Regions from separate parts of the Homo sapiens genome. Here all the other regions are linked to region 1. The links are chromatin contacts, found by Hi-C in ENCODE. All regions are on one chromosome and are shown on one strand. The core of a region is the stretch at or near the end of the contact, and the rest is flanking DNA. Distances in the headings are between cores, read along the strand shown.

Region 1 (4,800 bases), core at 1,165-3,664:
TTTGGTGAAACATCCTCTTGATTTCTGAGCTTTCAACCTCTATCTTTTCAAATCTTACACTAAAGAATAAGTATCTGCGTAGAATTTCATTTTCTGTTCCCAGAATTGACTTTAAGAATAGACAGAAGAGGTGGTTGTCAGTGTAGCATAATGGAGGGAAAAAAATTAAAGATGGGCCCTTCCTTTTCAGCCATTTGTTTTCCCCCAGGTAACAAAAGAAAATCCTCCATTTTATTTTTCCTAGTAATTAGGAGAAATCCACATGTTTCAACAAAGGCAGAAACAGCATGAGGACTCTGACCTAATGGATTTTAGAAATGTTGAGATCATAGGAAATTAAATTAAATTTCATGACTGTCTCTCACCTGGCCTATAAATCTCCTAATCTCCCTTACTTCTGCTTTGGCCTCTTTAAGACCCATTCTTTTCAAAGACGAGACTTTTTTTTTTTAAAAAAAAGTAAACTCTGGGTGTCTCTCCCCTATTAAAAACTCTGTAATACCTTATATTGCGTTTAGAATAAACTTTCAATTCCTTTCTTGGCTAACAAAGCCTTACAGGATCTGGCCCATGCTAGTTTCTGACAGAGCAAGAGCATCACCATCTTGGACAAGCACCGCCATTTTAAGTTCCCCTTGATTAAAAACCGCCTAAATCCAGCCCCAGAAACATCAGCCTAATGGCTAATGTCAGCATGACCATAAACCACAAATAACACTTCTGACCAGAAACTTTCCAACCCTGAGATAAACCCCACTCTGATCAGAAATATGCCTCCCCTCCAACCAGAGACATTACACCCCTGACAATAAAACTCTCCTCCACCCAGAAACATTCCAAGTCTACAATATGCTCTCCCTCCCTAAACCACTAAATACCTTTAGTCTGTAAGAGAGAACACTCCTGACCGAAATCGGCCAGAAGCCCCTCTCAGGTTTATTCTCCAAAATAAACCTGTCTCTGTTAAGCTGCTTTTTGTGTTTCTTTCTTTAACTCTTACAGTTTCCATCTCCAGGCTCAAGAAAGTTTACTTTCTCATTTCTTCTTCCCTCAAATGCACTAGAATAGATCCTTACTTAGGGCCTTTGAATTAGTGTTATCCTTTTCCTGGAATGCTCTATGCTCTGATTTTTGCGTCTGTTATTCAAATCGCTGCTAAAATATCTCCTCCTTAAAAGGGCATCCCCTTTACTAGCCACTCAGTCACCATCACCATCACGTCACTTATTGTAACTTCTTTGCATACAGCTTAAAACCAACAGATTTTTTTTCTTTTCACCCTCAGATAAGTTCCCTAGAATCTACACTACTTGTCTTCATCATTGTTCAATCAACAGCCTAGAGTAGTGTTTGTTGAATGAAGAAATGAACAAACGAATGCACCCTTTCTTCCGTGACCCTCTCCTCTGAACAGGGCAAAACTTAACTCATAACGAGGATACACTCAAAAATGTCTTTCTTATTGCCAGGTGTTTCCACTCTTGAGGAACAGATGCCCTTTAGGAGACAGGGCAATTTGACTGGACTGGCCCTTCCGATTTTAGGTGAAAATAATCACCATAACAGCTTTTCATCTCTGGCTAGGCTTCCCAGTGACCAAAGCTTTACTTTCCGATTTCCATACCACGTAAAGACATCAGGGTGAGCACTAGGGCCCTGAGAACCCTGGAAGCTACTTCTTGGCTGGGATAGGGCTGGTTGCCCGGTGCGCTGTGAGTGGTCCTCCCCGGAGATGCTGGGAGAAGGGGCGGAGCCATCAGAAAGGATGAGCCTTCCTTGGGCCTTCGGATCTGGTGGGGCTGCCACTTTGGGAAGGGCCCCGGGCTTCGGAAGAAAGCAAAACTAGCCTTGTGGCGAAGAAGGAGCCCAGCTGGCCCCAGGCTGTTAAGACTAAGGGGTCGAGGGAAAAGAGGCAGAGCCTGAAACCAAATCTGCGGAGCAAGCCAAGGCCTGGGGACTTGCCAGAGGGAAGGGTTAAGCCGTTTCCAAGGCAACGGACCAGGAAGCGCGCAAGACGTCCGCCGCAGGTTCGTAGGTCGCCCTCGAATTTAAAGCTCCCAAGGCTGAGTGGGTCCCGGCCAATGGAGAGGCCCCCTTTAAGTCATGTGACCAGCGGGGCTGCCCCGCGGGCTGCTCCGCGGGCTGCACTGGAGCACGTGGGAAGGCTTTTTTTCCTGTTCCTTCTTTCCCTTTTTAAACGCCCACCCACTTTTGCGCGGGCTCGGCCGCGGAATTTTTCTCGCGAGAGGCGCGCTGCCCTCTCGCGAGAGAGAGTGGGAGGCGTGGAGAGTAGGCGGTGTTGCGGGCCGGAGCTGCGGCGGCGGCGGCGGCGGCGGAAGCCGAGGGGTGGGCAGGGCGGGGGCGGGCCGCGGGGCTGGGAGGGGGAGGGCTGGGGGTCAGCGCGGGAGGGGGCCAGCTTGCTTGCCCGGCTCGCTCACGGGTCGTTGAGGCCGGTGACATGTCTGTGAGCTGCGGAGGCTGCGGCCCCCAGGTGAGCCGGGCGCCGACGTGCTCGCCGCGGAGGCTGCGTTTAGATGGGGTGGCGGCGGGTGTGCGGCCGGCATGGATGGAGCGGCCCGGCTCCGGCGCTCCAGCCCCTCCGCCTGCCGCTGGTCCCCCTTCTGGCTTCGGGGCCGCCCGAGAGCTGCGCCTTCGCATGGCGGAGGGAGGAGGGCGGGAGGAGCGCGGCCGAAGGAGGAAACTCACCGCACCGGGCCCAGAGTAGAGGGAGGTGCTGGGTCTCGAGACGCGTCTTCCTGGGGTCCCAAGTGTGGCGGTGGAGCTGCCGCCCCTTTTAATGACAGGCTGTTTCCATCCCCGGGGTGGTCTTCAGAGACGGCCCCCCGGGTGCGTGGTGCGCGTGCTTAGTGTGTGTTCGTGGTGTGCGCACAGGAACATTTGCAGCGGTTGGGAGGACGTTGCACTTTGTTCCCGAACAGCATCCTTCACTGTCAGACCCCCGGAGCCTTGGAAGCAGGCGCTGCTCAGATCTTGTAAACGGAAGGCGTCAAGGGGCTCCTCAGAGTATTGATATTTGGATTTGCTGTCAAATACTCTCCTAGGCTGTTAATGGCTTAAGGCTGGCCATAAAGTACCCCGAATGGATTGAGTATACTGCTGTTAATCCAGGCATCTAAGCTGCTTTATAAAAAATATGTAGATGTAACCGAAGTATTAAAAAGTGACAATGACAGTAAAAGCTAACATTTTTTCTCTTCCCCATATTACCAGCTTTCATTTTTTTTCTCTGCTTTGTCTGTCTTCTAAAACCATATAAAGTTGGATGTGGTTTAGCTTTAGATGTTAAGGAGTTTCATGGTGAGAAAGACTGCTGAGATACATACCTAATAGCTTTAGTACAAACTGGAGTTAATTCCTGTTCTCTTTTCAGCTTTTCAATCGCTTGCAAAATGCTCGTTTTGCTTAGCTGCTTCCCACTGTTTTAGAAATGTCATGTCGATTGTTATTTTGTTATGTCTGAAAATACTCAAAATATGGAGTACTAAGAAAAAATGGGGTATCAGTAATGCACAGATATATTTTTTTTAATGTCATCATTTTAGGATGGCAGCCCAGTGCCTGGCATGATTGGTGTCAGTTAAAATAGTGCAATTGAATGATTTTTTTTTTTTTTGAAAAACACATTTACTTTTTCAAACGGTACCCTGATTATTCATTTTTTCTTGTCGTTGTTCCTCCTGACAAAACTGACCCAGGGGTGGACAGTGAATGTCACTATTGTAGCTGTAACAGTAATTTATGAAAGGTCAAAGAATGTAAGGAAATCAGGGAAGAAGTGGGTTCCCAAGCTGAGCTAGAGACTAATGTATGTACCCACATAACTGCAGTATCGACAATATTGATAAGGGCCTAGCAGTGGACTCCTAGGCCAGTGATATTTTGCAGTTGTTGAGGATATGGGAAGTTGCCTAAGACATGGAACCATAGTGAGAAATTCTCTAGCCTTCTCTAGCCCCCTGAACTCCAGGGATAAGTCTAGAAGCTGAAGAAGTCCTCTTTTGCCTTTAGAGGCTGGAAAAAATACGGTACTTTTAATTTTTTTATTTTTTAATTTTAGGAACTTACTGTCTGGAAAAGGAACTCAAACCAATTTGGACAATATATTAAAGGCCGTTTTAAGAGAAAATGCCAGTTGTAAATAGGTAGAGGAATTCTGTCTATACGTGACAAAAATGTGAAAGACTTAGAAAATATCTCTTTGTGAATGGGCAGAGGAGACCAGTGTTGATTAGAAAAAATTCCTTCTTACTCCATCTTAGCAAACTAATTTTCAGAAGTAGAAAAATAAATTTTTTGGCTGGTCTTCATAACCTTTTGGCAAGGGTTTCAAACTTGTAGGGCGTGTGGTGTTTGGTTTTTCAAAAGTAATTGAAGTAACTTTGGATAGGGTAACTGATTTTGTTTTTTTTCCTGTCTTGTGGTCTGCATTTTATTAATCAACTACCTGGAAGGATTGAAGGGTGAGGACAGGTCGAGAAAAGCTTTAAGTTAAGCCTGGGCATGAGTTAAGGGTCAATGAGCTGGTAATATGGGGAAGAGAAAGAAAAATGCTTTATCAGTTTAAAAACAGCCTGGAAAGATCCAAGTGTCTCGATTCTCCCAGTCATCCTTACATATAAAAGTTTATTAAAAAAATACTTCTGGGCCAGGCTTGGTGCCTTACACTTGTAATCCCAGGACTTTAGGAGGCTGAGGCGGGTGGATCACTTGAGACCAGGAGTTCAAGACCAGCCTGGCCAACATGGAAAAACCCTGTCTTTACTAAAAAATAAAAAATTA
Region 2 (4,800 bases), core at 1,647-4,146, 2.6 Mb before region 1:
AGTTGTATCTCATCAAATTAAGATTAATTGTGCTTCAAAGGATGCCATTGAGAAAGTGAAAAGACAAGCAAAAGTAGGAAAAAATATTTTCCAATAAATTGTTAGGACTAGTATCCAGAATATATAAAGAATTCTTACAACTCAATATCACTAGTCACTAGGAAATGGAAAGCCAAATCTCAATGAGGTATCATATCACACTGAGTAGGATGGATAAGATAAAAAAGACAGACCATAATGAGTGTTAGTCAGGATGTGAAGAATACTGGAGCCCCTCATACAGTGCTGGTGGGAATGAAAAATGGGGCAGTCACTTCGGAAAACTATTTGACAGTTTCTCAAAACATTAAACATAGAGTTAACCATAAGAACAATCTACTCCTAGGTATCTTCCTAAGGAAAGTGAAAACATACATCCACACAAAAACTCTCACATGAAAATTCACAGAGACATTTTTCATAAAAGCCAAAAATTTGAAACTACCTAAATAGCCATCTGACGAATGAATAAAATATGGGAGATCCATACAATGGATTATTATTTGGCAATAATAGGGAATGAAACACTGATACAAGCTACAAAATAGATGAACCTTGAAAAATTATGCTAAGTGAAAGAAGTCAGGCATGAAATGTTACATATTGTATAATTCTGTTTATATGAAATGTCCAAACTGGCATATCTATAGAGACAGAGAGCAGATTTGTGGTTTCCTAGGGTGGTAGAGAGGGGAAAATGGGGAGTGCTAGTGGGTACAGTTTTCTTCTTAAAGTAATGAAAATGTCTTAAAATTAGATGATGGTGATATTTGCCAACTCTGTAAATGAACTAAAAGCTGTCATATTTTATACTTTTAATAGGTGAAGTTTATGGCCTGTAAATTATATCTAAATAAAGATTTTAAAAATTAATATAAATTTGTATTTTTTATTACTTAAACATTTTGTCTATTTATCTCCAATTTACTTTTTAAAATAAACAGCTTTATTTTTTTTTTTTCAATTTTAAGATAGGGCCTTGCTCCATCACCCAGGCTAGAGTAGAGGGCAGTGGCATGATTATGACTTACCGCAGGCTTGAGCTCAAGTGATACTCCCACCTCAACCTTCCAAGTAGCTGGGACCACAGGCATGCCACCACACTCGACTAGTTTTCGTATTTTTTTTTTTTTTTTTGTAGAGACAGGGTCTCGCTATGTTGCCCAGGCTGGTCTTTAACTCCTGAACTCGAGATCCCCCTGCCTAAGCCTCCCAAAGTGCTGGGAATACAGGTGTGAGCCACCATACCTGGCCTAAAAAACAGATTTGAGATGAAACTTGCATGCCATTCAATTCATTCATTTAAAGTGTACAGTTCAGTGTTTTTTAGTATATTTACAGAGTTGTGCAACCATCACCACAATTTAGCTTTAGAGTATTTTCATCTCCCCAAAAATTAACCTGTACCATGAACTGACACTCCCCATTCCCTCTTCCCAACACTCCTCTTCCCAGAACCACTCATCTACTTTCTATCTCTATTGATTTACCTATTTGGGAGATTTCACATAAAGAGGTCATACAATATGTGGTATTTCATGACCGCTCCTGACTTGGCATGTTATCATCGTCATTCCTTTTAATTGTACATATTTGCAAGCTCTACATTATATTATTGCTTTGTATATATGCAAATTCATTTGGATATATACACCTTAGGTAAACCTTTGATATTTTAATTTTGGTTACACTGAACTTAAATTTATCTGTGAAAGAGAAAAGACATCTTACAATATTGAGTCTTCCTGTTGAAGAGAACAATATATTTTTTCATTGATTTAAGTTTTATGTTCTCCCAGTAGCATTTTAAAGTTTTCTTCATCTAGGTTCTCTGTATTTTTTGTTGAATTCATACCTAGATATTGCTGCTTTTTGTATATTTTTTTCTTTTGGATAGTTGGGCCTTCTCTTCTTCATTAGAGTAGAGATGAGTGGTTTTGTCAGTGCTTTCTTTATGTGACCTCTGTAATAGGTAATTTTCCCTTAAGTCTGATATACAATATAACTATGTACATAGACATATATGAAACAAGGAAAATTTATGACAAGAGCCAAATAGTGTTTCTGACAAATAATTCACAGAAGCCCAGCGATTTTATTTTGATCCAAATTTTAAAAACTGAGAAAAGAAAGAAAAAAAGCAATGATGTTTGTTTTCCAGAGTTTCCCGGGAAGTTTTTTCAACTTGTTACATTTTTATCCATTACTTTACAGCTACATGGGCTCTGGTCCATTTGTGTCAGGGCCAAGTTCATCTTGTTTTGAGGCCTGTACACTTACACACTTTCTTCTGCCTGGGAATGATTTCTCCTCACATTCTGATTCTCCTTCAAATCTCAGTTTAAGTGTCAACTCCTCTCCAAACCTCCCTGAGTGAAGTGGGCCTTTCCCTCCATTTTCTTTCACTGTACTACTTCATCCCCTGAGCACTCATCACAACCTAATAACATCTATTAACAGCTTTGTCTGTTTCAGACACACAATGTAGATTCTCCAATGCCTACCAGAGTACCTGGCACATACTATGCCTTCAATAAATAATTTTCAAAAAAATGAATTCAGATAAGGCAAATGTAATTTAAACTTTCAGTTAACTTATATTGAATGTATATGCCAGGCACAAGTCATGGTGTATTTTACATACTACATTTGGTTGTCATCTAATTAGCTCTGAAGGTCGCAGATCCATAATTCCAAAGTCCTCTCTAATCCTATAAATTTTCTCCTTCTACCTGAGGGTCTTGTCCCGCCCCCCACATCTTCTCCGCCCCTCACGCTTCTGAGAGCCCAAGCAGGGTTACCCGGCGAAGACTTCCGGGGCCGATGCGCATGCGCGGCCGATTTGCACATGCGCAATACTCGCGCTGCCTCCGTGGTCCCTGCCTGGCTGAGGTGGCAGCAGGGGGCGGGACGCGCAGCGCTATGGCAGAGGGCAGCGGGGAAGTGGTCGCAGTGTCTGCGACCGGGGCTGCCAACGGCCTCAACAATGGGGCAGGCGGGACCTCGGCGACGACCTGCAACCCGCTGTCGCGCAAGCTGCATAAGATCCTGGAGACGCGGCTGGACAACGACAAGGTAACCGGGGCTGGCGGGGCCGGAGTCACAGGTTCCTGCGGGGCTGAGCCGGGCCAGGGGCGGCGTCTGTCAGGGACCCACCGCGGTCTCCCTCGTCCCGGCAGCAGAGGGACCGCGAGTGACCCCAGACCTGCGGGCTCCGCTGCTCTGCGGGCGCCGGGGGCGGTGAGAAGGGGGAGCCCCAGCAACCTCCGGAAAAGCGAAGGGGTTTCCTGGGTGTTCTCTCCACCTGAAAAGGTGCCTTCAAGGCTCTCTGGATGGGATTGGTGAACGGTGGTGCCTCGAGAAGTGTCCTCCAAACACCCCTGGAGGCGTTTGGCTGTGTGAGCTGGGAGAGTGGAGGAGAGCACAAGACTGGATATGAAACAGATGCAAAAGAGCAGATTCCAAGATAAGGTAGCGCAAATGGGGGTCGGGAGACCAAGAGAGCAGTGGTAGGGATAAGGGTGCATTTCCACGGACAAGTGACAACAATTGCAATAATTTGCAGCGCGAAAGAACTACCTTTGCCCGTGGCTGAAATGAACTCATATCTACTAGTTTTTGTTGAGCCAAGCGCTATGATTTGTGGGCTCAGGCTGTATTTCTTTAGAAGATAAACTGACAGCATGCTCTCACAAGTACCTCCTGAAACTTAAGTTGGACTTTACAGCTCCTCACATACCCAGCCATCTCTTCTGTCTCTGTGGGTCGCTAGGTAAATTGGTCATGACAGTGTAACATAAAGAAGAACATATGTCAAAGTTAGAGAGTTTTATAGGTGAATATGTAGGTAACTGAAAATAAGCTGTCGATAACAATTTGATTCCGATATGTAAAAAAATAACATTGCAATGTAATGAATAAGAAATTAGGGCTCTGGAGACTACCACTTATTAGATAGAACCACTAAATGTGTGCATCATGATTTGAGTAAGTCCCTTCACTAATCTCAGCTTCTGTTTAGGAATTAGGAATCCTGCTGTTAAGTTTCTCATGGTTGTTATTTGAGGACTCAGTGAGAGACTCCAGGTAAAGTCCTTTGCAAAGAGCCTGGCACTTACTCTTTCTTAACAAATATTAATTTTATCATAAAATTTATGAAGTGTTTAATGTGTCTCATATTGATATTTATTATATCATTTAAGACTGCTACTTGCTCTGATATAGATAACATGGCCTTCTTTTTTGGACAGAGTTTTGCTCTTTTTGCCCAAGCTGGAGTGCAATGGGCGCAGTCTCGGCTCACTGCAACCTCTGCCTCCCGGGTTCAAGCGATTCTCCTGCCTCAGCCTCCCAAGTAGCTGGGATTACAGGCATGTGCCACCACGCCTGGCTAATTTTGTATTTTTATTAGAGACGGGGTTTCTCCATGTTGGTCAGGCTGGTCTTGAACTCCTGACCTCAGGTGATCTGCCCGCCTCAGCCTCCCAAAGTGCTGGGATTACAAGGCGTGAACCACTGCGCCCGGCCACATAACCTTCTTTTTACCATGAGGAAAATAAAGCATGGAGAGAGTGCAGCTAGGTTGTCATATAACTAGTAACTGGTGGAACTGTAATTTGCATCTGAGTCTGTGATTTCATTCGTTCAACATTACTGATTACTTCTTTGAACCAGACCTTAGGACATTTCAAGGCTATAGTCTAAAGAAACTGCTTCACTTCATGGGTTTTTTTTTTCTGTACAGTAAGTATTTATAGTTGT
Region 3 (4,800 bases), core at 768-3,267, 2.3 Mb after region 1:
TTACACCAACCACATTTACAGGCGATGGCTGGATACCAGTTGCAGCACTCATAGTGGCTTGCAGAGGTACTGGCTGAAGACCTTGCTTTTGCTGATAGCTCAGTTCTTGAGACTGTAATTGTACTTGTGAGATCTGTGACTGAGAAATACTCTGTGGTATACTAACTGCTGGAATACTCTGTGGACCAGTGCTACCAAAATCCATCTGTTGGAGGGTCACACCTTGGAGAGCTGGTTGTTGCTGTTGTTGTTGTTGTTGCTGCTGCTGCTGCTGCACCACCACAGTAGGGGCTCCCATCTCTCCACTTCCCACACTCTCTGTATAGTGACTCAGTGTGCTGACACTACTGCTCACTGAACTCCCACTAGTGCTCTCCCTTTCAGAAGTCACTTCTATCGGATTTTGCTTTACAGTCTCCACCACTTTATTTATCAGCACACCTTCTGTAGCAGGTACAGCATTTTCTTTTTCATAGAACTCAGTGCAAGTCCATCTACCTTTTTTAAAGGGCTCAGAACTAGAATCTAACTTCACAACTCTGAACCTCGAAGTGTTAACTGTTGGTTGTTGCTGCTGACTTGAAACCGATCCCCCAGTCATCCCTGCAGCTGCATTAGGAACACTGCTAACAGCAGCAGAGGAAGAAATAGTACCATTGCCCATGCCACTCAAGATATTCACATTAACACCACTGGTAACTCCAGGCCCAACACTCACACCAGCAGCACTAGGAATATTGCTTGTACTTATATTAACATTACCAAGCATGCTGCTTGTCACATTAGGATTAAAACTACCCACAGCAGTAATGTTAACATTATTTACTGTACTAGTGCCAGTAACAGAATTTATACCTATTCCACCTGTAGTACTTGGAGCACGCATATTAGTCATTACAGATGCAGGTGAACCACTGGATGATACAGCAGAAGTTGGTGCAACTGGTGTGATACTGTCAGAGCTTCCAGTTGTAGAGAGTTTTCTAGATACTGGGCTTGAGGGTGGCCCACCAGTAATGGATGCACTGGCCACAGCAACATGAGATGGATGGTGGTGACCATGTTGGAGGTGGTGCCCATGATGAATCTGATGGTGGTGATGGAGGTGGTGTGGATGAGCATTCCCATTGATCACAACATTCTGTTGTGGAAGGTGAGGCAAATGAGGCTGAGGAAGGTGGGGCTGGTTGGGAGAGACTGCCCCAGGTGTCTCGGCTTCCTGGAAGTTATTTAGGGTCTCTTCTGAGGAGCTGCGTTCGGGCTCCCCTAAGTCAGTAGCCCTGGAAAGTGACACATCAAGGATCTCCGAAGAAGAGAGATCTTCCGTGTGAGATTCATCCAGATCATCATAGCTCTCAGTGTCCTCTGCTATACTGTTGTTAGAGCTGATACTAGCGGAGATCTGAGCAGGAGTAACGCTAGTTATCTGGAAGCCACTTTTCTTTTTCATTTGAGTTCCGCCTGGCGCAAGAGGCTGTGCCTGCAGCTGAGCCTGCGAAAGGAGGTTCAGGCTTTGTGGAGGCGGAGGCTGTGGTCCCGACGTAGAAGATGCTGCAGGGGGCGGCGGCTGAAGCAGCGACGGAGGCGGAAAATCCTCGGAAGATGTGGCATTACTACCGACGCCGGTACCTGCTGCATTGAGAGCAGAGGCGCTGCCACTACCGCTGCCCCTTCGAGGGAACATTGCCGGGTGCGCCATCTTCCTAGCGCTAATGTCTGCAGCGGCGGCGGCCGCGGCGGTGGACTCAGGCGGCTGGTGCATTGTGTTGGGTACCGGGGGCGCGGAGGAGACGAGTGCAATTTCCTTCTGCACCGTAATCTTTGTATTGGAGACGCCGGAGAGGAAAACGGGACCTGACGCTCCGCCTGGCGCGATTCCTCCTTCTCCTCCTCCTCAGCCAAAGGCGCCGGTCGCTCCTGCCTTCGAGAGCGAGCTTCGGAAAGGAGGATGAACGAGGGTGAACAGGGCGGCCGGGGACCCGAAGGGGGGATCCCTTCAGTCCTTCGCCATTCACTTTCCCCTCTAGCCTCACACCCCCCTTTATATTCTGCTTCACGTGGGGTGCGGGGCAGGAGGGAGGGGGAGAGCGCAGGAAGGGGAGGAAAAGCGAGAAATGCCCACCTTCTCCGGCCAACTCCGAAGCCGCCTCAGCCCCCTCCTCCCGCCGCGTCGGCGGCCGCTGCAAAGCCCTCCCGGCCGCTCTGCACGGAGGCAGCGCCAAGCAAATGTCGCCTTCCCCTCGCCACCCCCGGGGCCGCCGCCGCCGCCAGCGAGCCCCGAGCTCAGTGTCGCTCAAACCTCCCCTCCCGGCCCCGCTCGGCCCTCCCCCCGCGCCCCGCAGACCCTTTCAAACCCCCTGGGCTCGCGGCGGCTGCTCGGTGAGGAAACGCTGGCCGCGGCTGGGGCCGGGGCGACGCGGCTGCGAGCGGGGCGGCGGCGAGGCGCCCGGTACGGTGAGCCCAGCAACGAGGCGCGGGCGGGCGCGCAGAGACGCCGGGTCCTCGCGGAGCACGGCCGGGGCGCGGCGGCGGCGGTGGCAGCGGGAGCCCAGGGACCGCTCCATCACTGGCAGCCATGGAGCCCGAGCATTTTCCTCCCTCAGGGCAGGCGCCTCGACTCGGCACACGTCCTCGGGGAGGAAGGGGCCGGCACCCGAGCCTCTCCGGAGGGCGGCGGGACGTGCGCTAGGGCGGAGGGTGCGACCCTCTCTTATCCTCTTCCTCCGCAGCCGGCTCTTCCTCACCCCGCTGCTCCCGCGACCGGGCGGGAGAGGGCCGCAGGCGGCGGCGGCTCCTTTCTCCGCGGCGTTGGTGGCCAGACGGGCTGGTGCAGCGACTGCAGCCGACGCCGTTCAAAGGAACGAGGTGGGGTTGGTCGGTGTCGGCAAACGGGGCGGGGGAGTGAGTGGGTGCCGAGGGAGGGTGTCGGGCGGGGAGGGGGCTGTGGTGGTTGTTACTAGTGCTCTTCTTCGGCTCCCCCGGCTCCACCGTATCCCCCAGTCTCTCGCGGCATCGGGAGGGGAGGGACCAGCGCGGAGCGCAGGAGGAGGAGGGGCGACCGCCGGCGAGAGGAGGCGGTGGTGGCTGGGGGGAGGGGGCAGGCGGAGGAGGAGGAGGGAAGATGGCGTCTGCGCATGCGCCTCGGCGCCGCAGACATAAAGCCGGGTCTGGCGGGGCAGGAGGCGGCGGGTCTTCGGGCCTAGGCGAGCGCCAGGTCTCCCGACGGAAATTACCGAAGGCTGGCAGAGGCGCCGAAGCCGGGAGTGGTGGAGCCGGAGGGGATAGTGGGGGTGGGGAATTCCGGCCGAAGGAGCGAATCCGGGTCGGACTGCGTGATTCGGCCCGGTGGGGGCGGGCAGGGTGCGCGCCTGCCGCGCGCCCAGGTTAGGTGTGTCCGCTCTTTTCACACTCGCGGCCGGCGCGCGCGGGCACGCGGCAGAGGAGGGGGCGCGGCGCGGAAGGGCCGGCGGAGGCGGCGGGAGCGCCGGCGCTTGGTGTGCGCGCCTTGGGTGGTGTCCCCCGCCTGCGGAATGGGTAATGAGGCTTTTCTCCGCAGCAACAGCATCACGAGTTTCAGTTCCCAGGAGCCCGCCGCCGCGGCTGCTGCCGCTGCCACGACATGAGTCAGGCTTTCTTCCCTGGCGCGTGGCGGAAACCTCCTCCCCCTCGCCGCACCTGGGCTCGCCCCCGGCCCTTGCCTCCTCGGGGGATGCCCTAGGGCCGGGAGCTGTGGGGTCTATGGAAGGCCGGTGGCTCCCGGTGATAGGTGTTGTCTTTTGTGCAGTGCAGTTGCTGCCATGCGGTCCCCTCGCCCTTCCACGGGCAGGGGCGAGGCGGCCGGGCAGATGTTGCAGCTGTTTCCAGTTAACTGCCTGAGCTCCTCTGGGCTAGGCTCTTCTCTAACGAGGAGTGGTTGCAATCCATCCTTAACTGGAGGACAGAAGCAGGCCGGCCCTGTAATCGACTGACCTCAACAGGTGTCTCCAAGCAGCGACGCCTTTTTCGTTCATCGTCCTGGCTATATCCCCCATTGGTTTGACTCAGGAGGCAAGGTGGTCCGGACATGTGAGCAACACAAATGATAAGAATGCCTTTTAGGGCTAGAAAAGAAAAAGCCATCCGAAATTCCAGTTTTAAAATACACACACACACACACGTTACATTTCATGGGTCCAAATGTAGTTCTACAGAAGCAATGTTAGGTTTGATTGGGGGCAATTTACTGGCGGTTACTTTCTTGGTATTTCATGTCAAAACCTAGTTCTAAGCGTTTCTTACCAATAATCGAGAATGTAAGTCTTTCCCAGGAATTTAAAAATGATAAAGCAAGCCGAAAAACTGTAGGGAGGAATTTTCATTTTGTTAAATTTAGGTTGTTAGGGGAATCAACGCTTATGGTTAGACCTCTGATTCAGGAAGTCTCAAGGATTTACATTCCTATTTCAGAAGATTGTTAAAGCAAAAACGATTGTCATTTGCAGTTTTGATACACCTCTAGTTGTCAGTTCAACTTTTTACCTTTAGTTTTCTCTGAACTCTTCCCCTTGTTCCAAGGGGAAGCTTTCAAAAAGTGAATTATGTCACCATTTGCATGTTATTGAATAGAAGTGCACTCTTAACATCCCATTTATCCAGTGTCAAAGCTATGATACATTGTTGCTTTATGTGGGGTCTCCCACACTGAAAAGAAAAACCCGGACTTCATTTATTTATTTATTTATTTATTTATTTATTTATTACTTTATATTGCTAATGTAAACCTCTGCTAGAAGTAAATAGGCTCTCGCAAATATTCAAAGT

What was found. Hi-C counts contacts between places; a loop is a spot of excess contacts on that map. Pooled maps may share reads with other maps.
Region 2: a map of CD8-positive, alpha-beta T cell shows a loop between it and region 1 (11-fold over the local background). The contact joins the promoter of COG6 here to the promoter of AKAP11 in region 1. A Hi-C loop is called at or near these places in 4 of 168 maps with a recorded cell type or tissue (CD4-positive, alpha-beta T cell, CD8-positive, alpha-beta T cell and naive thymus-derived CD4-positive, alpha-beta T cell) and 6 of 50 pooled maps.
Region 3: a map of B cell shows a loop between it and region 1 (38-fold over the local background). The contact joins the promoter of TSC22D1 here to the promoter of AKAP11 in region 1. A Hi-C loop is called at or near these places in 6 of 168 maps with a recorded cell type or tissue (B cell, CD4-positive, alpha-beta T cell, CD8-positive, alpha-beta T cell and 2 more) and 16 of 50 pooled maps.

Annotation. Positions count from the first base shown.
Region 1 is chr13:42,269,738-42,274,537 of GRCh38, forward strand. AKAP11 (A-kinase anchoring protein 11) reads left to right here and starts at 2,415. Exons shown (of 13, transcript NM_016248.4): 1 at 2,415-2,491. RefSeq lists an enhancer at 1,605-1,784 and a silencer at 2,325-2,674.
Region 2 is chr13:39,652,766-39,657,565 of GRCh38, forward strand. COG6 (component of oligomeric golgi complex 6) reads left to right here and starts at 2,897. Exons shown (of 19, transcript NM_020751.3): 1 at 2,897-3,114. The coding sequence starts at 2,962. RefSeq lists a silencer at 3,161-3,210.
Region 3 is chr13:44,574,313-44,579,112 of GRCh38, forward strand. TSC22D1 (TSC22 domain family member 1) reads right to left here and starts at 2,018. Exons shown (of 3, transcript NM_183422.4): 1 at 1-2,018. The coding sequence starts at 1,762. TSC22D1-AS1 (TSC22D1 antisense RNA 1) reads left to right here and starts at 1,584. Exons shown (of 3, transcript NR_038381.1): 1 at 1,584-1,958; 2 at 2,730-2,865; 3 at 3,790-4,800. RefSeq lists an enhancer at 1,491-1,730 and silencers at 2,051-2,760, 2,771-3,010, 3,281-3,480, 3,661-3,710.